Regions from separate parts of the Homo sapiens genome. Here all the other regions are linked to region 1. Evidence: read pairs that join two places in POLR2A ChIA-PET (ENCODE). Cell type or tissue: HepG2. All regions are shown on one strand. Each heading gives the region's core, and the rest is flanking DNA. Links, peaks and the distances in the headings are about the cores only. Region 1 has its middle 37 kb from the start of EML4. Region 2 overlaps PKDCC (protein kinase domain containing, cytoplasmic). Region 3 overlaps EML4 (EMAP like 4).

Region 1 (7,632 bases), core at 1,114-6,113:
GAGTCATTGCTCATTCTGTTTCTCAGAATCCTGTCTTTTAGGATCTATGTAATAAATTTCACTTACAATTTAGCATGAGGGAAAAGATTACATTTCCTCATGAGCTGATATTGCTTCCTTTTTTCAGACAGTAAGAGTGATGTAACCAATTGTGTTTCACTTTTTGATTGAGCTGTCAGGAAGCCCAGACTTCAATTTAGTATCCATTTACAGAATTATCTTATCTCTGGTTCCTGATCTTCTCCTTCCTCTGTATGGCTTCCCATCTCCCCTTTCATCTGTATGTCAACTGTCTCCCCTATTTGCACAGGTCAGCTACACCCAAGGCCACCCAGAAGTTGATCTCACTTTCCTGAGTACCCAGGCTAGTTGGAGAGAAAAACTCACAGGCTAGCACACAGGGAACTATTAGCAGAATATGTTCAAATGTTAAATTAGAAGAAAAAGAGTTTTAGGGATTGAGCAGACAGATTAGTGAAAATTGGAGCAGTCAAAAGAAAGCTTCCTGAAGGAGGTGGTACTCAGAGCAGACAGATTAGTGAAAATTGGAGCAGTCAAAAGAAAGCTTCCTGAAGGAGGTGGTACTCAGAGTAAGCTTCGAAGGCTTGCAGTTCGTTTCAGGGGTTCATTTCAGTGGACCAGCTATATGCCTTGGTTTGGACCATAGGAGGCTTTGGGGCAAATACCTGGGACGTTGGTTGTCTCTTCCCTTGAGGGCAGGTTCTGAAGCTCTCTGACTAGCTGGTGCACTGCTTTCTGGGAATCAACTATGTGAGGCTGATAGAGTCAGTCCTCAGTAAAATGGTACAGCAGGTGGCACTGGTCTAGGTGCTATTGGTGTTTACGATGGGACAATTCTTCATTAGAACAAAACTTCATTGGAACTATACCTAATGTACTATATTTAGCATCTTGATCCACATCTGCCAAATGCCACTAGCAACCCCTAATTTTTGGGACAACCCCAAATGCCTGTATGCTTTCCCTGCAGCCCCTGGGGGACAGTTCCACACAGATGAGACCCACCACTCCCTCAAATGCCTGAGGTTCTCCTCTCTAGCCTGCCACCCAAACTAGGATTTCCAGATTTAGCAAAAACACAAAACAAAACAAAACAAAACACAGATCATCCCGTCAAATTTGAATTTCAGACAATGAATTTTTTATTATAAATATATCCCAAATATTGCATTAGTTTTCTATAGCTGAAATTAAAATATAACTAGGGGTCTTTATTTTATTCATTGCCCTACCCACAACCCTTCATCACCACAGACAAACCTGCTTTCCAGAAATTTCCATTCAGTTGATCATGCTCTGTGTACTGAATCATTCCCTACTTGTCTGTTAAGACTCATCTATTTTGTATTTCAGTCACGCATATTCACTGTCTGTGCTAAGTCTCAGTTGGATGGTAAATACTTTTTTTTTTTTTTTTTTTGAGACGGAGTGTCCCTCTGTGGCCCAGGCTGGAGTGCAGTGGTGTGATCTCGGCTCACTGCAACCTCCGCCTCCCAGAGTCAAGCGATCCTATCCTCCCACCTCAGCCTCCCGAGTAGCTGAGACCACAGGCACACGTCACCATGCTTGGGCTAATTTTTTATTTTATTTTTTGTAGAGACAAGGGTCTCACTATGTTGCCCAGGCTGGTCTTGAATTCCTAGGCTCAAGCGGTCCTCCTGCCTTGGCCTCCCAAAGTTCTGGGATTATAGGCATGAGCCACTGCACCTAGCCGGTAAATACTTTTAATCGGAATAAGAAATTCTTCTTAATATGTAGGCTAGTTATCCCATCCAGATAATATTTTGCCTTAAGTGGTTAAAGTACACATCACTTCTTAGACCCTTCTGAATGGTGGTGGGAGGACAGATAAGAACCATTGTTAGGGCTTTTGGCTGATGGCCTACAACCCCAAGATCCCAATGACTTCTAACTTTGGCTGCACAATGGGAGCTTTTCTTTTTTCTTTTCGTTTCTTTTCTTTTTTTTTTTCGGAGACGGAGTCTCGCTCTGTCGCCTAGGCTGGAGTGCAATGGCGCAATCTCAGCTCACTGCAACTTCTGCCTCCCAGGTTCAAGCGATTCTCCTGGCTCAGCCTCCCAAGTAGCTGGGACTACAGGCGCGTGCTGCCATGCCCGGCTATTTTTTTGCATTTTAGTAGAGATGGGGTTTCACGGTGTTGCCCAGGCTGGTCACGAACTCCTGAGATCAGGCAATCCGCCCGCCACAGCCTCCCAAAGTGCTAGGATTACAGGCATGAGCCACCGCGCCTGGCCACAATAGGAGCTTTAAGCAGTACTAATGCCTGGTCCTACCCTCAGGACTCTGAATTAATCTGGGGCAGAGCCTGGGACTGGGGAATTTTTTTTAACCACAGCCCCTTCCCAGGGTGGTGCTAACATGCAGCCAAGATTAGAATCACTGCTATCCTTCCTGAGAAAAGAGAGAGAAAGGAGAGACGTGGAAGAGAGGGAATGAGAAAGCAGGAGACCAGATTTCAGGTGCTCTGCTTGGCAGTGGTAATCGAGGGGATTTGGAAGAATCAAGAGGCAAACGCATTCCAACCAAGCAGGGAAGGAGCGGTTCAAAAAAGTAATATACTCCGAATGTGTTCCATTTCAAGCAAAACAGATGTAAAAGAGTACTTCTGAAGAACCCAGAGAGTGCTTCATTTTGTGCCAGATGGCGTCCTTAGAGATGCCCCAGTTTCCCAAAAAGAGTCCCCCAGGGAGAGTCCCATTTTTCTTGATTACCCCGTGATTCTAACCAATACCAGCAGCACGTTCAGAGCCCAGGCTGCTCACACGCATGGCCTTGCTGGTGTTGGCTGAGGAGCAAGCTTCTGATGTCACCATGGGCACCTCAGCAAAAGAGGCTGCCCTCTCGCTCCGTGTAGCCTGTGAGCCCGGGATGTCCCAGTGCCATTAGCACATGCCTCCCTCCCCACTGACAAGTAGGTCAGCACAGACGCAGCTCCAGCCGCCACTGAGAGCTGCTTGCTGCTGGCAGGAAGCTGCTTCTGCAGAATTAAAAACCATCAGAGTTGATCAAAGGAAGTGCAAGGTAGGCTGGCGGGCGGGCCAGATCCTAATCTCTGCTCGCTGGCCTCACACATCACTGCACATGAGTCACCCCGCTGAGCTCAGCGGACATGCTGTTTGGATTAGGCTTTTACAGGCGAGCTTTGCCAAACTTGCCTTTGCTGTCTTGCTGCACAGAGCAGCTGAGAGGCAAGGCGGGAACGTGGGGATGTGGGTTAGATGTGGCTGTCCAGGTGTCAAAAGGAGGTGGTCAGCTCCCCAGGCATGCGTGATTGTGTCTTCAGGGGGTGGCTGTTAGTCCTAGTGCCCCCAGCCCATCTTCCGTGCTTAGCTCAATGAACCCTATTAGGAATAACAGAGCCCGCAGCAGGCCCACACCTCCTTCCTCTCTTGCCAGCTCTCCAATTAAGATGTACTATTACAGGACATGCATCTTGCCTTCACTCAACCATTTGCCTCTCAACCAGAAGGAATTCCTTTTCTCAAAAGCAAGCAACACTTCACCACTCAGGCATCTTGCCTCAAAAAAAGTGGAGTCCAGTGAAAAAGGGATGGAAGTCAGAAAAATAAAAATTCCTAAATGAAGAGCCAACCCATAAAAGCAGGGCTTCCCCTAGTGCCTAGTTGGCGTGACATCACCATGAATTACTCAATGAAAATGGTGTCAGAGTGGCAGCTAGATTATTTGGGGAAAGTTTCCTCAAGAAACAGAACTCCACAGGAAATAAGAAGGGGTAGGAAACTCCAGCCCTGCACTTAGGTCTTTTGGTGCTTCCTCTAGAGGGGCTGATTTTCCTGAGCAGACGGCAAGGTGAGATTCTCTTCCAAGCAGGGTCTTGGTGCTCAGGAGCCGGAGTAGATAGAACTCAGTGGTTTGTTTTGCTTCCTTCTCTGGAAGCAATGGTAGGAACAGGATCAAAATCCTCTGTTTCAGATACTGCCAAGTTTTGCTTCTGTGCGTGGTAACTTGGGAAGAAGCAGCCCCCACTATTTTGTAAGCCAAAGATTCTTGGCTTGTAGCCTCTCCCGGGATTCTCTTTAGAGTATTTTAGACTTTCATGTAGTAAAGGCATCTAAATGGAGGTGGCAGTCCTTGACGCTTTGCAAATAAATGTTGCCACCAGTCCCTACACCAGTTTCGACCATAAATCCCAAATTTCTGCATTTACCATTGCTCAATTCGATGTGATTTTTAAAGTTTGTTGTTGTCGTTCATGGCTTTTCAGGTTTCTACTTATCTATCCATAATTCTCACAGTGGTCAAATTTTGGTCATGAACCTGTCTTTTTTTCCTCCATTCCTCCTTCAGCATTTTCACTTTAAAATGGAAACAGAGATGGAAGGTGCCACCCTGGATAGGCTTCTAACTGGAAAAGCATTCTACAGCAGAATGGCAGGGTGGTTAGGGTCTGGCTGTCAGGCAAACCTGTGTTTGAGTCCTGGCTCTGCCACTAAATAGTAGTGTCATCTTGGAGTAATTTTCTTAGCTCTTCACAGCTCAATCTTTTCATATGTAAAATGTGAATAATAATAGTCCTAAATTCATTGGTGAGGATTAAATGAGCTAATACAAGTAAAATATTCAGCACATGTCCCTAGTACTTAGGCAGCATATAAGAAATGTATTATTCTTTATATCACAATAATTACTCTACCACAAGCGTTATTATTTTTGGCAAATTTAATCAGAGTCTACAGCAACAATTCTTCCTTCTGAAATTCCTCTGTGCCCGAGTTAAAGTTTGTTTTAATCGAAAGTATTCACTTGAAGTGCCTGTGCTTAATTGGAATTGTCCTCATTTTTTGTTAGGAAAAGACCATGAGAGAGGAGGAGGAGAGGATCGTTTATAAATGATTAAAAGGAGGTACCTATACTTGGGGATTCCTGTCTGTAACTAAAAGAAGAAAAATCCCATGACACTAGAGGGCTTGCTATAGATGGGGAAAAGGGAGTTTCTCATTCACTTCTAGCAGGGACTGTTAGTAGAGAGGAAGCCCTGGGTAGGAATTTGCTGTGGCTCAGTGTATCGAAAAAGCACATCCACTCAGCTTCTATCAGTTCTCTGGATAGCCAGGGTGATGCTCACAAGTGGAGGCCTTCTGTTTAGAAAGGCACAGTGATGGTCTGGGCCCAGTGGCTCACGCCTGTAATCCCAGCACTTTGGAAGGCGAGGCGGGCAGATCACCTGAGGTCGGGAGTTTGAGACCAGCCTGACCAACATGGAGAAACCCCGTCTCTATTAAAAATACAAAATTAGCCAGGCGTGGTGGTGCATGCCTATAATCCCAGCTACTCGGGAGGCTGAGGCAGGAGAACCTGGGAGGCAGAGGTTGCGGTGAGCCGAGATGGTGCCATTGCACTCCAGCCTGGGCAACAAGAGTGAAACTCCGTCTCAAAAAAAAAAAAAAAAAAAGGCACAGTGATGGGCAGCATTTCCAGTGCCAGGTAGGCCCAGGGCATAGTCTATAAGTGGTGGTGGGGGGCCAAAAAAAGGGGACTGGAGCCACTCTGAATAACAAAAGCAAAGTCATATTTTAATTTAGTTGGATGGAATATGTTGCCTTTAGAAAGACCTCCTCACTAATACAGAATTAGGTTGAGAATGATTGTCTTTGGGGTGTGTGCATGTGTGTGTGTGAGAGAGAGAGACAGAACGAGAGAGAGAGAGAGATCTAAGAGTTACTCATAGGAGATCAGAAAACCATAGGAAGAGTGAGGAGGAATATGTTGACCTCAAGCTGGCGGAAGAACCCTGAAAAGAATAAGAAAAGGAGAAATGAAGCCTACTATGGATTATTTTGGGAATCATCTAACTATGTGGCATGATTCCTATCTGAGTAACTCAGACTGTGAAAAATGTATTGCTGTGGATTATCCATATATTACAGATTAGCCTATTTGGGGAAGAGGGGTAGACATTGTGAACCCTTTTGAGTGGGAATATCATAAAAGAGGGTTCCATTAAAATGTAAGCACTGTGAGGGCTTGAATTTTTGTCATTTGTGTTTACTGCTCTATTCTAGCACCTAGAACAATGTGTCATTCCTGTGTCACCTCTTGTATCAGTTCCCTACTGCTGGTGTAACAAATTACCACAAATTTAGTGACTTAAAACCACACATTCATTATTGTCCTGATCTGGAGGTAGAAGACCTAAAATCCAGGTGTTGGCAGGGCTGCGTTCATTCCCGAGGCTTTGGGGGAGAAGGAGTTTTCTAGCCCTTTTCTGAAGGTTGCCTGCGTTCCTCGGTTCCCGCCTCACATCACTCTGACCTATGCTTCCATCCTCTCATTTTCTCTGATTCTGACTCTCCTGCCTCCTTCTGTCCCTCATGAGGATCCTTGTGATTACATCATGCTTACCTGGATAAGCCAGGATCATCTCTCCATCTCAAGGTCTTTAACTTAATCACACCTGCAAAGTCCATGTAAGGTAAGATATTCACAGGTTCCAGAATGTGGACATTTTTGGGGATCATTATTCTGCCTACTACACCCCTGAGGCCACCATCAGTGTCATGTCAAGGGAAGAGGGCAGCCCTGAGTCCTGGGGCAGGACCCACAGTGCTGTGAGCGGAGGTCCCAGCTGAGTGTGGAGTTTAGGGACAGGTAAGAGCAGAGGGACAGGCTGCTGTGTGGACTGGCTTTGGGAATAAGAAACTTACTCCCTGTGTGCAGATATACTGGAGGAAGGTGCTTTTCAGTGACAGAGGCAGAAGGATAGATTCTGCTGTTATGACTACAAGGGCTGTCCAAGCAGCAGACACTCAGATTACAGCTCTTTTCCGGTTTGGGTGTTAAGAATTTGAGACAATTTGAAAAGTGTAGTGCCTGCTTTATGGCAGATGTGCAACTCACTAAGAGCCATCTATTATTAATACCAGAGGGTGAGGGGCCAGGGAGGTTCCAGGGCCCCAGCTGTCTGGGGAGGCAGGTCACATGGCTCTATATCCCCAACCCTGGGGAAACAGGAAGAAGAACTGTCAAAAGGGAATAAGGTATGGGGCAGGTGTGCAGAGGTAGAGTTTCAAATGCTCTTTATCTTAACTTCTTCCCACGCAAGCTAGGAGGAAGCATCTGGCCGGTTCTTTAATGAAACTTGGAACTCACTGCTGCAGTCAAGAAGGAAATATTCCTGCGGTTTTTCTGTGAGGGAAGAAAGTAATAAATCTTTCTGTTGTTGAAGCAACACCTTTCAGTGGTGTAGCTCTGAGAGGGATATATTATTCTTAAAGTGTATGTGCTTGAGAGTTTGTTACCATCAGGCCATCGGGAAGCTTCACAAAGGTCCTGAAGGTCAGGAACAAAGCATAGGAACAGAATGCGTGGTTAGGAGCTGGTAGTCACAAACTCTGGAGCAGTCACAGATGATGCAGATTTAAGAAATCTACATTCCTTTTAGAACAGTTAGATTTTTGGGGTGAGTGCTGGCTCTGGAAAGCCCGTTTGTATCTCCCTGTGGATTTCCTGAGGAGCCCCTCCTCCAAAATGGGGCATTCCATAATTAGCGCCTGCTTAGATCAGTCATGTGTGGTAGAAGAAGAGGACAAGATCTCGTTTTTAAGGAGATCACTTATTCTGCAAAAATGT
Region 2 (6,628 bases), core at 1,517-6,516, 76 kb after region 1:
CCTCCATTTCGGTTTGTTACACACTCACAGGAAGGAGGCGCTTCCCTAACTCTAGCTTACACTCTTCCTGCTGCAATGGGTCCCTTCTCGGAGGCAGCACTCCGTACTACCGGACAGAGCGCAGGCTTGGAGGGAGGCTGGATTAGAATGCTTGCTGAAACACTTAGCAGCTGTTACCTGGGCTTCAGTTTTCTGGGCTAGAATTGGAATAATTTTGTACCTTGCTGAGGCCAGAGCCTGGTCCTCTGGAAGTATTATTTCCCTCTGTCCCTCTCCAGGGGCTGGTGAACCCCTCGTCTGGAAATCTCTCAAAGCCAGGAAGGCAGTACTTGGTTCACTTTGGTCTTTTTCCCCAGAGTCCTGTGGTTCCTGAGCCCTGCGGGCCTCTCTCCTGGTTATTACTGGGTCCTTGGGTCCCTCTGGACTGTGCAGCCCTCGCAAACTTCCTGGCCCAGCCCCCTCCCCTCAGGTTCTCATCACTTCTGGCCCCGCCTTGTGCCTCCTTGGTGGATGCGGTTCCTCCGGCCCTCAGAGCCCCACAGGCCATATGACTGTTGGAGGGTAATAGAGGATTGTGTAAAGTCCAGTACTGGATTGCGTGGGGTGGGCTATGCATGTTGCATGGAGTGAGTTCAGCTAGGGAAGGAGGCCCGAGGGTGATGGAAGCTGAGGTCCTCCTTCGAGGGTTAAGGATGGTCTGAGGGTGGTGAGCATGGCAGGATTTGGCTGCATTGTCATGGTGTGAGGCTTTGTGGAGGCTCTGCCTCTCCCCTCCACCCACAATCCCACAATCAACAAGCCCAACACCAGAGGCAAGATGTGGGGTGTGTGGGCTGGGGATGGCAGTGGTGAGCTGCAACCCTGAGGGTCAGAGCGGCGACTATGACTAGGGCTGCAGAGCAAATACGGCTCCTCAGTCACCTCGAACTACAGGGACATCTTGTTATGTGACAAATTACACCAACCACGTCTGTTGAGGAGAAATCAGGTTAAAGTTTGGTTATTCTTTTTAAAGCCTCCAAAGGTTTGTGCCCATCCAGAATATTCTAAAAGTAGAATGGTGTATAGGAGAGAAGATATGGGTTTCAAGTCAGAAGCCCTGCATTCATGGCGGAGCTCTCTGGCCTCCGTGTGATCCTAAACCCGCAGGTTCTTGTTTTTGCTCTGGACTTCGATATAGCCCAGCTAGACCTTCCCTCCTAAAATTGACAAAGTGGAAGCTGGTCTTTCCACAGACCCTCCTTTCTTCTGAATGTTCATATATTTCATGTTCAGGGAAAGACTCAGAAAAGCTTAGTGCCCATGACCTTGTGGTGGGCCCAGGCCAGGTCCAACCCTGGGCAGAGGTAAAGCTGACCCACCTGCAGGTTGTTCGGGTGCTCCTTGTGACCCCTTCATGGCTGACATCTCACCATGAGGACATTATTCCACTGGGTTAGGGCTTCATACATAAGAAGCCGGTCTGTAAAAATGAGAACTTCCTTGGGGGAAAAGGGAGTCCCCATGTCTTTTTTGGGGACACGATGTGGAAGACCCAGCAGGAGGTGGGCACCATGGGTGGGAGCAGGGCCTGAAAACACTTTGTGATGACTTCAGGGTTTGCTGCTGAGATTTCACTCATCTTCCCCTGTGACACATGCATCCCCACAAACATATACCAAGGATATAACTGAGGACCAAGAAGTCACAACCTAAGAAACTGTCATTAGGGAAGAGTTTGCTGTGAAACATCATTTTATTAACTAATTTTATTTTATTTTTTACAAAAATAAACAATTTAACCAACAAGAAGTACAAAAGATTCTGGATATTCAAACTCGAGGAAGGGGGAAAGCCTGGTTTTGGCTGCTTTGAGGCTTTCATTGAAAGCAAATGAGGCAGAAAGGCCCCGGCCCCACCCCCGCCCCAGGTCCTGGCTCAAACCACACCTGCTCCCTGACCCCAGTCTTGGCTCATGCTGAGGTGTGCACCTCTGCCCCTGACCCCTGGGCTGGCCTGGGAGTGTCCCCTGTCGGGAGGTCAGAGATAGCCTCCCCAGGTACAGAATCACCCACATCCTGGAGCATCTCCCGCCAAGTCTCCTGTCCAGACCTAAGCTGAGAGAACACTCCACGATGGATTGTCCCCACGCAGCCCCCACCGCCTGCTGTGGCATGTGCAGCAGCAGCAGCAGGGGCTTTAGCTACATTCTCACACTATTGAACACAGTGATGGGGCTGCCCACGGAACCGTCCCAGGGAGGGGCACAGCCCCCAGTGGGGAGACTAGCCTGAGCTTGCTTACAGCCCACAGGGTTGGAGAGGCAGTCATACCCCCATGATTCCTGGACTAGGAGCCAGCAGTCCCATAGCTAGGCTGGTAAACTCACATTTTAACATTTGGCATTATTGCACGTTTGTCCTGGTCACATCTGTCTGTCTGGGATGTTAGCTTTGTCTGCAGGGGTTCCCAGGTGACATGCAGTGCTGCCAGTGCAAGTCACTCCCTCCACAGGCAAGCCCAGCTGCTGAGGATAGTCAGCTGGTCAGCCGAGCCCTCAGATAGGTCAGCCAGAGGCCTTCACATATGTGGTCTTGTTGGGATCAGGGACCACTTGGCTCCATCCAGTCTTGAAAAAGACCAGCTGCCGACCTGGGGGGCAGAGGTGAGAGGTAACAGGGCTGGATGTTTCTCTTTCTGGAGGCAAGACCATTCTCCCTAATTTGACTGCCTTGAAGACACGTATACCTCTCTCTCATCACCTCAGCACCCCCTCTGACTTCCGATGGGGGATCACTATCTATCAACCTCCAGAGAGGTCCTGCCATCTCCCTTGGAAGGGCTTCTCCCACTGGCTCACCTGTCCAGGTGGTCTGGTTGGTGACCACAAAGGCCCGACACTGGGCATGGCTCTCACAGACATCCACAGCCTCAGCCAGGTTGAACACTGAAAGGAGGCAGCTCCCGTGGTGGTAGGATGGCCAGCAGCGGTAGTCTTCCTGGGGGATGGTGCTGTCTGGGATACACTGGTACTCTGTGGGTTGGGGATGGAGTAAAATGAGAATTCTGTATGCCCAGGTTTGAGTGCCCAAGGATGTGTCACTTTCTGGAAAGGGCAGCAAGACTCATTTCCTAGGTGAAAGCTGAAGTCCAGCCCAGCCCTCTAGCACGCAGATGAAGGCAGCTACCACTGTTGAAACAGGGCTGACTGCTCAATAAAGACAAAGCACAGACTTGATTTTCAGGAGATACATATTTCCCAAATCTAAGGGCACATAGCTTGGTCAGGCAGTACAAGATAGCAGGCACATGAAAGGGGTACAGACATATACAGGGACACATGGAGTCCCAGCTGTCTAGGCTAATTGCTGAGGCCAGGACATTTTAGACAGTTGGAGCCAGGCTTCTCAAACTTCAATGTGCATGTGAATTACCAAGGACTCTTGTTAAAATGCAGATTCTTTTTCTTTTCTTTTTTTTTCTTTTTTTTTTTGATGGGGTCTCACTCTGTTGCCTAGACTAGAGTGCAGTGACACAATCATAGCTTACTACAGCCTTGAAATCCTGGGCTCAAGGGATCCTCCCATCTCAGCCTCCCGAAGTGCTGGGATTACAGGTGTAAGCCACCATGCCCAACCAAATGAAGATTCTGATTCTGTAGGTCTGGGGTAGAACTGAGAATCTGTACTTCTAACCAGCATCCAGTGTGGCCTGCAAGGGTTCAGAGCAACCCTCATTCACATTTTCTCCTGGCCTTGGGGAGAGAAGTTAGGCAAGTTCCTCAGAAGGGCCTGGGATGGAAGGGAGTCGGGGTTTTTGAAGTTAAGAGGCATGCAAATGGACTAAAATGCAAAAAATCCATGGCTAGAGTGGGGAGGGGGCTGGAGGGAAAATCTGAGATCTCATTCTACAGAGAGAGCCTCAGAAGCTCTGAAAACTCACAATCAGTGAGCTCCTCAGCTGCTGGCCTCTTGTTTGCTCCTGTCTTTCCCACTGCCTGGAGAGCCCCAGCTCTGGACTGATAATGCAGAAGCCCTGGGCCTCTGGCCACCCCACCCTCCTGCCTCCTTCTACCAGGGACTAGACCAAAGTCCAGGGCTGACTGTGATTTACAGCCCCATAAACAGCATCCTCAGGGACAGAGCCAGCCATTGTTCACCTCGTTAAACTTTATTTACAGGGCTAACAGGGCTCCCCCACCCCTAAGACTAGCCAGAACTCCTTGAATATGAAACCTGCTCACCCCTCAACCCCTGCCAACCCCAGCTAAACCCCAGGGCTTCAGCAGAAGGACCACAGCCTGAAACCAGTGGCCAGAATTCTCCCCCTGCCCTGGGGCTTCTTGGCTGGTTTCAGTGTGTGCCTTCCCTAACATGCAGTGCCCTTCTAGCCCCGGGAGGTTAGAGGAAGGAAAGGGAAGCAAACATATACTGCGTTCCAGCTGTGTCATAGGAACTGCACTAATTGCTTTCACACATTTCACCTGACATTTAATTCCCATAAGAATTTGGTGAGGTGGGTAATAGTGAACCCAATTCACAGATGAGGAAAGTGAGGTTCAAGGGGTAACTTGCTCAAAGTCATATAGCCAGTACATGATAGGGTTTGGAGCCATCCAGAGTAGGGGTATCAGTGCCCAACCCCAGGTTGAAGGCAGAATTATAGTTGCTCTAGCTCAGCTAGAGATGGAACCTCAAATTAGTCCATGTCAGCCCCTCCATGATTCTATGTGAGCCCCTACAGTGGCCTTTGGAGACAAGGGTCCCCAGAGAAAGGGTGAGCCACTTAGCCTAATTGGGCGGGGTCATTCACCCTCCCACCTGTTTCTTGCTTCCCTGTGGATCAGCTTGGGGCCACTCACCGGTACTGCTGCTTGCCGTGGAGTTCTGCAGATACTGCCCGCTCCGGTACAGGTGCAGCACCTTCTCCAGCTGGGCCAGGGTCTCGTCCACCCCCCAGGCGAGCTCTCCTGCAGAGTGCAGTGTGGCTAAGACAGGATGCCTGGGGCTCCCACTCCTCCCTGAAGTCAGCAGCCAGCTGCTCCCACCTCTGCCTCCAGAGCCTGTGCCCCAGTGAACAGAGGGCGGGGGAGCGGGGAGGTTGCGGCAGAATGCCACCTTAGGAAGTGATGGTTTCTAGAACCCCTGCTGCCCTGGGTTATTTTTCTCCCCACTTTTGCTGGCGGGTGGGGGTGGGGTAGGTGCCTGGAAGCAGATGGGCCCTGGAGAGCTCACCTGTGGCGTTGACGATGCTGTCCAGCAGAGGACGCAGTGAAGGCGGGGCACTGTGAGGCAGGAGGTATGTGAAGAAAAACCTGTGGCAGAGGGAAACCAGTGGCTCAGGAATCCAGCCTTTGGAGACACATCCTTCCTCTATTCCAACCTGGGGCAGAACGCTAACCTGGCCAGGGAGCCGGATCCCTCAGGCCTAGCAACCAGGCAGAACGCAGTGAAGTCTACTCAGCCTCGGGGGAGGGTTCTGGGCACATGCTAACACCACACCTAACTTCATACTAACCGAAACCAGGGGCCTGCTTCCCAACCCTTCCCAGGACTTGCCCACCTCCCAGCCCCACATTATCCCCTGACTGACTCCCGGTGTCGGAGCAGCCCCATGGCTGGGGCCCAGTGAGGAATTTCCCAGAGCACAAGGGCCTGGGTGGGAAGGGAAAAGTGCCAGTTCCACCAGCCCTAGGCTCCGAGTCCAACACTATTTTAAGAAGCCTCCAGCTGCCACCCCCTAACCCGGATTCTCCTTGGAGCTGTCTATTTTTAGCCTCTCCATCAGAGGCCTGAATGTTCCCTTCTGGACAGGGTAGAAGCCTTCCCTTGCTCTGGTCAAGGCTGAGTCTCCCTGCCCAGCTGGCCTCCACGTTGGCTCTCTTCCTGCCATGCCCTCCTGGCCCATTCTCCTTCGATGGAGTTCCCGAGTCAGGGGTGGAGGTCACCTGTAGGCATTATAGAGGTTCCGCTTCTCGTTCATGCCCTCGCACCAGCCCTGGGCTGAGCAGGGCAGGGTGAAGTTCCTGGCCGGAAACTCGAGTATGCAGTCGGTGCTGCCTGCACACGGCGTCTCCTCCACACGTGCGTCATCCAGGTCCGTCACTTTGAGCTCCCCATCCACCAGCACAAACTGCCGAGGGCGGAAGTCCAGCAGAGTGACGGAGCCCAGTGGGGAGTGGGCCAGGTGGTGGAGGAGGCGGCCCAGGCTCAGGCAGATCTGAGGGGCACAAGAAAAGACTGCTCACTGCTTTTCTCCTGGGTTGGGGGTCTGTGGGACTCGAGGGCACCCTCCTCTTGGAATCTGAACTTTGCTTGTGGGGGTTGGCACTTCTCTTCTATAGGCCCCAGGGCTCCACAAAGGCCAAGGTCAGCAGCCTTAGAGAGGAGGCCAGTGATTTTCTATTAACTCTCGGCTGGCCTGACCCTGGAAATGATATGGAGTGGGTGGGAAACTGCAGCAGCGAGGGTCTGGGGATAATGCATCTCTTCCCTGAAGTTGCATCCTGAATGTTGTTTTAGTTCAGTGTATGGAAATATCGGGAGGGTCAGGATGGTATTAAGGTCTTTCCTAGTTCTAGGACACTGGCCCTCCTGCAGTCAGGCTGAGTGTGAGTGTGTGAGTGCTCCCCTCTTTAAGGTGCCAGCCC
Region 3 (7,632 bases), core at 1,135-6,134, 110 kb before region 1:
ACTTCCAAGACAGCAAACTATTTAACCTTTCTTAATTACATTATTATCACAGTTCTCTATGAAAACAGAAAAGGCATATAAATCACTTGTTTGGTTTTATGTATCAGATAGGGAGTCTATCACCTTAACCAACAATGATGAGGAAGCATCTTTACTACTTTACTTTTTACTATCATACTCTCCCACACCCCACAGAACTCGGTATTGCTATGTAATTAACAAAAGACCTTTTGCTGCTCCTTCTCTCCACCTAACACCACAACCTCTCTTAAAAAAAGGTTTTTATGAAGTAAATACTTAATATTTGCCTTAGGTATGTAACAGCAACAAGAGAAAGACTATTCAAATAAGGCTTAGCTATACCACAGCAATTACAAAGGACTTGCAAAGTTATGTAACTTTAGACTATACTACTGTATTTGTTGGGTCAATAAGAATCCAAACATATAGAAACATCAATTGCTGGCTGGGCGCGGTGGCTCATGCCTGTAATCCCAGCACTTTGGGAGGCTGAGGAGGGCAGATCATGAGGTCAGGAGATCGAGACCATCCTGGCCAACAAGGTGAAATCCAGTCTCTATTAAAATACAAAAAATTAGCCGGGCTTGGTGGCGTGTGCCTGTAGTCCCAGCTACTTGGGAGGCTGAGGCAGGAGAATTGCTTGAACCCAGGAGGCAAAGGTTGCAGTGAGCCGAGATCACGCCACTGCACTCCAGCCTGGCAACAGAGCAAGACCCCGTCTCAAAAAAAAAAAAAAAACAAAAAACAAAAACAAAAAACAAAAAACAAAAAAAACATTAATTGCTATTGGTTCATTCAGTATAAGCAGGAAAATTCAGGGAAATAACTAACTGTTAAAAACACCGTTGGCTTACACTGAGGGCAAGTTTTAGATTCTAATGTAAGAGCTGTTTGGACCACACTGAGATCATTTAAATGACTGTTTCAGTCATTCAGACAATAAGGCAGAATGTACTGTTTTTTTCTCACACTGAGATAATATGCTATGGAACTTAATTTAATTCAAAGTTTAAAACCACCACCACAACATTTAAAAAACCAAAGCTATCACCATTACATTATGGAACAGTAAACAATATTCATATTTCATATTTAAGATGATATACACCACCAGACCTCCCATGCATACACATGTACTCTCTTCTGTCTTTACTGGTATTTCACTGACAGTCTTATCTTTGAGACGTAGATATTGAAGGAAAAGTTGGGTTTCATCTTTAATCTAGACTTCAAATTCTGGTTCCATATTAACTAGTTACATAATCTTAGGCAAGTTCTTTGAGCATTAATTTCTTCACCTTTAAATAGGATTGTTTTAAGGAGGGTGTGCCTAGGATATGTACAAAGTACAAAAGTTACAATTTGAAAACTTTGAGCACATTTGTTACTTAAAGGCACATGTGTCCAACTCTGAGATGCTTAAGGAATGATAAGAACAATTCAGTCTCTCGCCTTAGAAATTTTTATATTTTAAGTATTTTTCACTTCCACGGTGGTCTAGCTGAATTCTAGCTGATCTATATTCTTTGTAAGTATGTTAGACTATGGTCACTATTCTTTCTACCCAAAATTCTTTCCTATTCTCCTTCTTCTCACAGGAAGAATAGCCACTCTTGTCTTTTGTGAAACTCCACCATATTTCTTGGTCCTAGTAGAGCTGTCAATCTATGATGCTTCACTTTACCCTCTGCGCCCCATACTATGAGACTGAACCATATAAAATGACCTTTTCAGTTGTATAAATATTACTACTAGAAATTTCAGCTGGACAAGGCAGGTCACGACTGTAATCCTAGCACTTAGGGAGGCCAAGGTGGGCGGATCGCTTGATCCCAGGAGTTCGAGACCAGCCTGGGCAACGTAGTGAGAACCCATGTCTACAAAAATGGAAAAAATTAGCTGGGCATGGTGGCACGTGTTTGTAGTCCCAGCTACTCAGAAAAGTGAAATGGGAGGCTCACTTAAACCCAGTCAAAGATGGGTTTAATTCAAGGATTCAGTGAGTTTTAATTACACCACTGCACTTAAACCTGGGTGACAGAGGAAGACCCTATCAGAAAGAAAAGAAAAAAGAAAAGAGAAAAAAAGAAGAGACGAGACGAGACGAGAAGAGAAGAGAAAAGAAAAGGAAAGAAAAGAAAAGAGAAAAAAGGGAAGGAAGGGAGGGAGGAAAGGAGAGAGGGAGGGAGGAAGGAAGTGAGTTAGTTAATATGGCTCAGTCTAATACTACCACAGGAGTAGTAGTCATGAGATACAGGATAGGCCAAATGAAGCCCTCTTGAATTTCCCAGAGGTAGAGTTATAGCCCATCCACCTTGGTTCTCCAGCTACCAGGATGTCACCCTAGGACTGTCAAAAATAAAGGTGGTTCTAACTACCTTGTGTTCCAGTTATACTCTCTGAAGCCTTGGCCCTTCAATTCTGAGAGCTGCTCCAATATTCCTCCCAGCTAATTATGTAACGTAATAAATTCACTTTTTGCAAGCCATTATTTGTAAACCAAAGGCCGCGATTAAGTCAGTAAACTATATGGATATATTTTTCTAAAATGTTCTCAATTCATGAAAGATGAGCTATATCTTTATATTATGACCACAGATAAAATGCTTATATGATTTTTGTAAACATATAACCTGCTTAATTATTCTGGGAAGGCAGCTGAACTACTAGATCATCAGGCTATAATGCCAAGGTTAGGGTGCTAGGTTTTAGTACCAGCTTGGTAACTTACCTTCAGCAAACTTTTACAAACTTTGATTTTTTAAAAAATGACTAAGGTGTTTAAGTTGTGTGAAACTTGGATAGTGACAAGAAAGGTGGTTCAGCTTGTAAAATTCCTACCAAACCCTGATAGACACTGTGAGACACAAGAACAATTTTTCAAAGGGCATAACATATACAAAGTTAACAATTGCCTGCATTTATATTGTGCCTTTCATATTTATTACCTCAGCTTCCCCCCCCCGACACACACACATACACACACAATCTATATTTTACACTGGAGGAAATAGCTCAAACTAAATAACTTGCTCAAGGTCACCAAACTAATCTAGGTATCTCAGACTCAAAGACAAGTCTTTTGACTCTCACCTTATGTGCCTTTTATTTTATTCTATGCTGCATTCTAACAATAATCACATGAGGACCAAACAAATACATCCTTTCACAAAGCCACGCAAGGGGCTTAAACTACTGAGTGATTTAATCCGTTTTTTGTTTCAGGAAGATCATTTTGGTCGCTGTGTGAAAATAGATTGGAACAGGATAAGAGTAAACACAAGAACAGACAGGAGGCTGTTGCAGTAACCCATGTGAAAGGTGATGATGGCCTATGTTAGGGTTAACATGTTCAAGTATCTCAGTTTCTCCAGAACAAGTATGTCTCCTATCTCAGTATAAATATTATCATAATGCCCCCTCTTTCACTCTCAAGTTCCCTGACTTGGATGATCAATTACAGGGTCACTATAGCCAAGGCAACAAGCAATGGCAATGTAACAGAGCATAGTAGTTATCACCAGAGTTCCTCACAGCTCTAATTCCTTCCTGTCTAAAATCCTGGCTCTTAACCCTTTCAGGGGCATGAATTTCTTTGAGAATTCAATAAAAGCTGTGGTAGAATAGTGCATTAACTCTGGTATTACACTGACTAAATACATCTATCTGTTTGCTTTTTTTTTTTCTTTGAGACTCACTCTGTCGACCAGGCTGGAGTGCAGTGGTGCAATCTCACTGCAACCTCCGCCTCATGGGTTCAAGAGATTCTCCTGCCTCAGATTCTATTAGCTGAGGCTCGGAGTAGCTGGGAGATTACAGAGGCGCATGCCACCACACCCAGCTAACTTTTATTTTTTTGTAGATATGGAGTTTTGCCATGTTGGTCAGGCTGGTCTCAAACTCCTGACCTCAAGGGATCTATCTGCCTGCCTTGGCCTCCCAAAGTGCTGGGATTACAGGTGTGAGCCACCACGCCCGGCCATCTGTTTGCTATTTACCAACTCTGTGACTGCTTTCTTCACGTGTAATTTACTCATGTGAACTGGTACTTACATCAGGCTTGGGATGATTAGATGAAATAATGCATGGCATGGCAATACAGGATGCTTTCAGTAAGTTGCTATCCTATAGTGATGTTCTTTATTGCACTGTTTATTATTGCCACAAAATTAGAAATGACCTGAAGTCTAAGGATGAGGTTAAATAAGCTGTAATATGTCCATACCATAGAATATCATGGAATAATTTAAAATAACAGAGTAGGAGCATAAGCTAAAAATTTGAAAAATCTACAAGATGACTTAAGTGGATAAGCAAACTGCAAAACAATATGTACTGAATAATTGATAGACACACACCAAAACACACTTTTAAAAAATTAACACAAAAAACACACATATACACACACACATATGTATATATAATGTACACAGAAAGAAGTTGTGAAGTACACACATCAAACTGGTAACTGGGTTACCTCTGGCTAGGAAGGTAAGATTAGAAAAGAGGAAATAAAAATAAATTTTTGCTTTTTAGTGTATGTATTCCTGTATTATTCGAATTTCACAATAAAAATGTGTATTAATTTATGCCCTTTAAGGTAAAATGCATTGCTTCTGAAGCTTAACTTCTTAAAACAAGTTTCCTCCAGTTACAGTGTTCCAGTGTTATAAGGAACATAGCAAAGGAGAATGCAAATAACTTAAATTTCTATCATAGATTACTAAAACAAGAACAGACACTATCTTGAAGTCCAACAACCCCTCTCATCATTTTATAAATAAGTAAACTAAGACTCTGAGACATCAGGTGAGTTACCCATGGCCACACAGCAAACGAGTCAGAGTTCCTTCCTCTGATGACTATATTATGCATTGCTCTTGTTCTTTCCATTTTGAAAACTTTGCTCTTATTTTTTTTCCCTCCCAATCTCTAAGATGCCCCCATTCTCATTCACAATAAACTAAGGGATATAACTGTTCAGTAAATGAATATATTTTCTGAGGGCTATTAACATTCCCTTTTCTTGATCAAGTAGATTAGATCATTTTCCTTACACCCCACCCCCCGCCGCCTTTATTATAGAGTAGGAGTATAAGCTAAAAATGGTAATCCCCTCCCTTTAAACATTTTTTCTAATTGCCCCCTGGTTTTTAAAAATTGTTGCCCCTTCTCAAAATAGTTTCCAGCTTTGAAGGTTAAAATATGAAATACAAATGAATTCTCAAGCATTTTTGAACTCATTAAGAAAAAAAGTAAAGAATGAAGAGAAAACGGAGATCCAGAAACCTCTCACTATCAGTCTGATCTATTTACCGGCATGAGTCAGTCTCTTTTTAGAAATACAAGGAAATCTACATGTGACTTCGTAAACTTTATAAAGTTTGAAATATTACAGTTTAAAGAATACAATGATAGCTATTCATTATGCTTTTATTACACTGAATCACAGTTAATTTTTTTCTGAACTGTTGAGAAATGTGTCACCTTTGCAAAGGTAAGTATATTGTGTTTCATTATAAATATCCAAAAGTTGGCAATCCAGTATCATATCAGAATAAGACATGCCTACACATTCTAGTACCTTTGGATTTTACCGATTTTATATCTTTCTAAAACAGAATACTTACTGTCTTGTTTTCTTAGTGGGGGCACACCATCATAATGTAACCACTTCTTGGTGACTCAGTCTTCATTTAGAATATTAATTACTACGCTGCAAGCACTGTGGTGAAATGATGCCCTAGAGGCTATTATACTTCTAATTAAATAATTGAGAACCATGGCTCAGGCCTATAATTCAGCACTTTTGAGACGTTGAGGCAGGATGATTGCGTGAGCCGAGGAGTTCAAGACCAGCCTGGGCAACCTAGGGTGACCCTGTCTCTACAAAAAAAATTAGCCAGGGGGTGGCAGCACACACCTATAGTCCCAGTCCTGAGGCAGGAGGATCACTTGAGCCTAAGAGGTCACGGCTGCAGTAAGGCATGACTGTGCCACTGCACTCAAGTCTGCGTGACAGAGCAAGACCCTGTCTTTAAAACAAATAAATAACAATTTTTTAAAAGTTAGCCAGGTGTGGTGGCACATGCTTGTAATTCAGGGGCTGAGGCAGTAGAATTGTCTGAGCCCAGTTCAAGGCTGCAGTGAGCTATAACTGCACCCTTGCACTCCAGCCTGGGCAAAAGAGTAAGACCCTATTGCCAAAAAAATAAAAAATAAAAAAATAAAAACAAAATTACATTTTTAATTTTCTTTTTTGTAGAGATGGGTCTCACAATATTGCCCAAGCTGGTCTTGAATTCCCATCCTCAAGCAATCCTCCCCTCTCAGCCTCCCAAAGTGCTGGAATTACAGGCATGAGCCACTGCACCAGACCACATTTTTGGTTTTCTAATCTTTCTTTCTACTTTTCCCCTTACCTCTTTGCAGTTGGGATTAGCTATGCCTATCCATAGCAATGCTCCCTTTCCAATCTAATTTCCTATATTATGGTACATTGAATAACTAAGCTTTTTGAACTGTTTATATGAGAAGTCTCTAAAATGAGGACCTCTTCTATTTTAAAAACATATTACAGGTTGAGTATCCCTTATCTGAATTGCTTGGTACCAGAAGTGTTTCAGGTCTCAAATTTTTCAGATTTTGGAATATCTGCATATACATAATGAGATATCTTGTGGAGGGGATCCAAGTCTAACTACAAAATTCATTTATGTTCCACTTACATCTTACATACATGTCCCGAAGGTAATTTTATACAGTATTTAAAAAATAATTTTGTGCATGAAATAAAGTGTATACTGAACTATCAGAAAACAAAGGTGTCACTATTTCAGACACCCACATGGACAACTGGTTGTTTTTTGGCATAACCATCATTCCTGACTCTGAACTTATATGCTACCAATAAGTAATCACTTTTTAAAACTTATTCATACTTAAGTACTTAACAGGAAAATGCAAGCCAACCTCTCCTCTTCCTCCTCAACCTACTCAACTCATGTTGAGTAGTTGAGATGACGAAGAGGAAGGTCTTATGACGATCCATTTTGATTTAATGAATAGTAAATGAATTTTCCTTATGACTTTCTTAATAACATTTTCTTTACTCTAGCTTACTTTATTATAAGAGTACAGCATATAATATATGTAATACACAAAAATATGTGAATCAACTTGTTACCAGTAAAGCTTCTGGTCAATAGTAGGCTATCAGTAGTCAGGTTTTTGGGGAAGCAAAAGTATACGTGGATTTTTGACTGAGCGGGAGAGGGAGGGAGTTGGCACCCCAAACCCCCATGTTATTCAAGGGTGAACCATATATTAAAGCCCATATCTCCACCACACACAAAAATAAAATCCAAGAAGATTAAAGAATTAAAGGCAAAATCATAAAATCTTTAGAAAATAACTGCAAATGTCTTCATATCCTACAAACAGGAAGGTCCAAAAAAGACACCAAAAAAACCATAAAATACTGATACTTAACTACAATGGAATTCAGATGTTTGGTCTCCAAAAGACATAATAAAGAGAGAAAGTAATCCATACACATGGGAAAGATAGCTGTAACACATAATAAATGATAAAAATTAGTATCCAGACTGG

What was found. ChIA-PET counts read pairs that join two places held together with the same protein. Peaks named below come from ENCODE experiments on the same cell type or tissue, not always from the same donor. Only the 100,000 strongest peaks of a DNase experiment are listed, where the experiment ranks them.
Region 2: POLR2A ChIA-PET joins it to region 1 with 7 read pairs; 6 of 35 experiments call an interaction of 5 or more read pairs at or near these places.
Region 3: POLR2A ChIA-PET joins it to region 1 with 6 read pairs; 6 of 35 experiments call an interaction of 5 or more read pairs at or near these places.

Annotation. Positions count from the first base shown.
Region 1 is chr2:42,128,636-42,136,267 of GRCh38, reverse strand. No RefSeq gene overlaps it. Among named protein-coding and RNA genes, the nearest start is that of EML4, 37 kb to the left of the region's middle. RefSeq lists enhancers at 1,616-2,587, 2,588-3,561. In HepG2, for the core only: no CTCF peak of the experiment used is centred there; a DNase peak (open chromatin) is centred at 3,007.
Region 2 is chr2:42,053,606-42,060,233 of GRCh38, reverse strand. It overlaps PKDCC (protein kinase domain containing, cytoplasmic), which reads right to left. Exons shown (of 7, transcript NM_138370.3): 3 at 5,927-6,198; 4 at 5,214-5,293; 5 at 4,841-4,948; 6 at 2,840-3,013; 7 at 1,717-2,631. The coding sequence ends at 2,546. Among named protein-coding and RNA genes, the nearest start is that of PKDCC, 8.9 kb to the right of the region's middle. RefSeq lists enhancers at 81-150, 1,641-2,141, 6,009-6,628. In HepG2, for the core only: a CTCF peak has its summit at 5,238 (motif pointing right); DNase peaks (open chromatin) are centred at 4,083, 5,263 and 6,343; H3K4me3 peaks cover 807 bases.
Region 3 is chr2:42,237,229-42,244,860 of GRCh38, reverse strand. The region is part of intron 1 of EML4 (EMAP like 4); the gene reads right to left. Among named protein-coding and RNA genes, the nearest start is that of EML4-AS1, 71 kb to the right of the region's middle. In HepG2, for the core only: a CTCF peak has its summit at 5,931 (motif pointing right); a DNase peak (open chromatin) is centred at 5,990.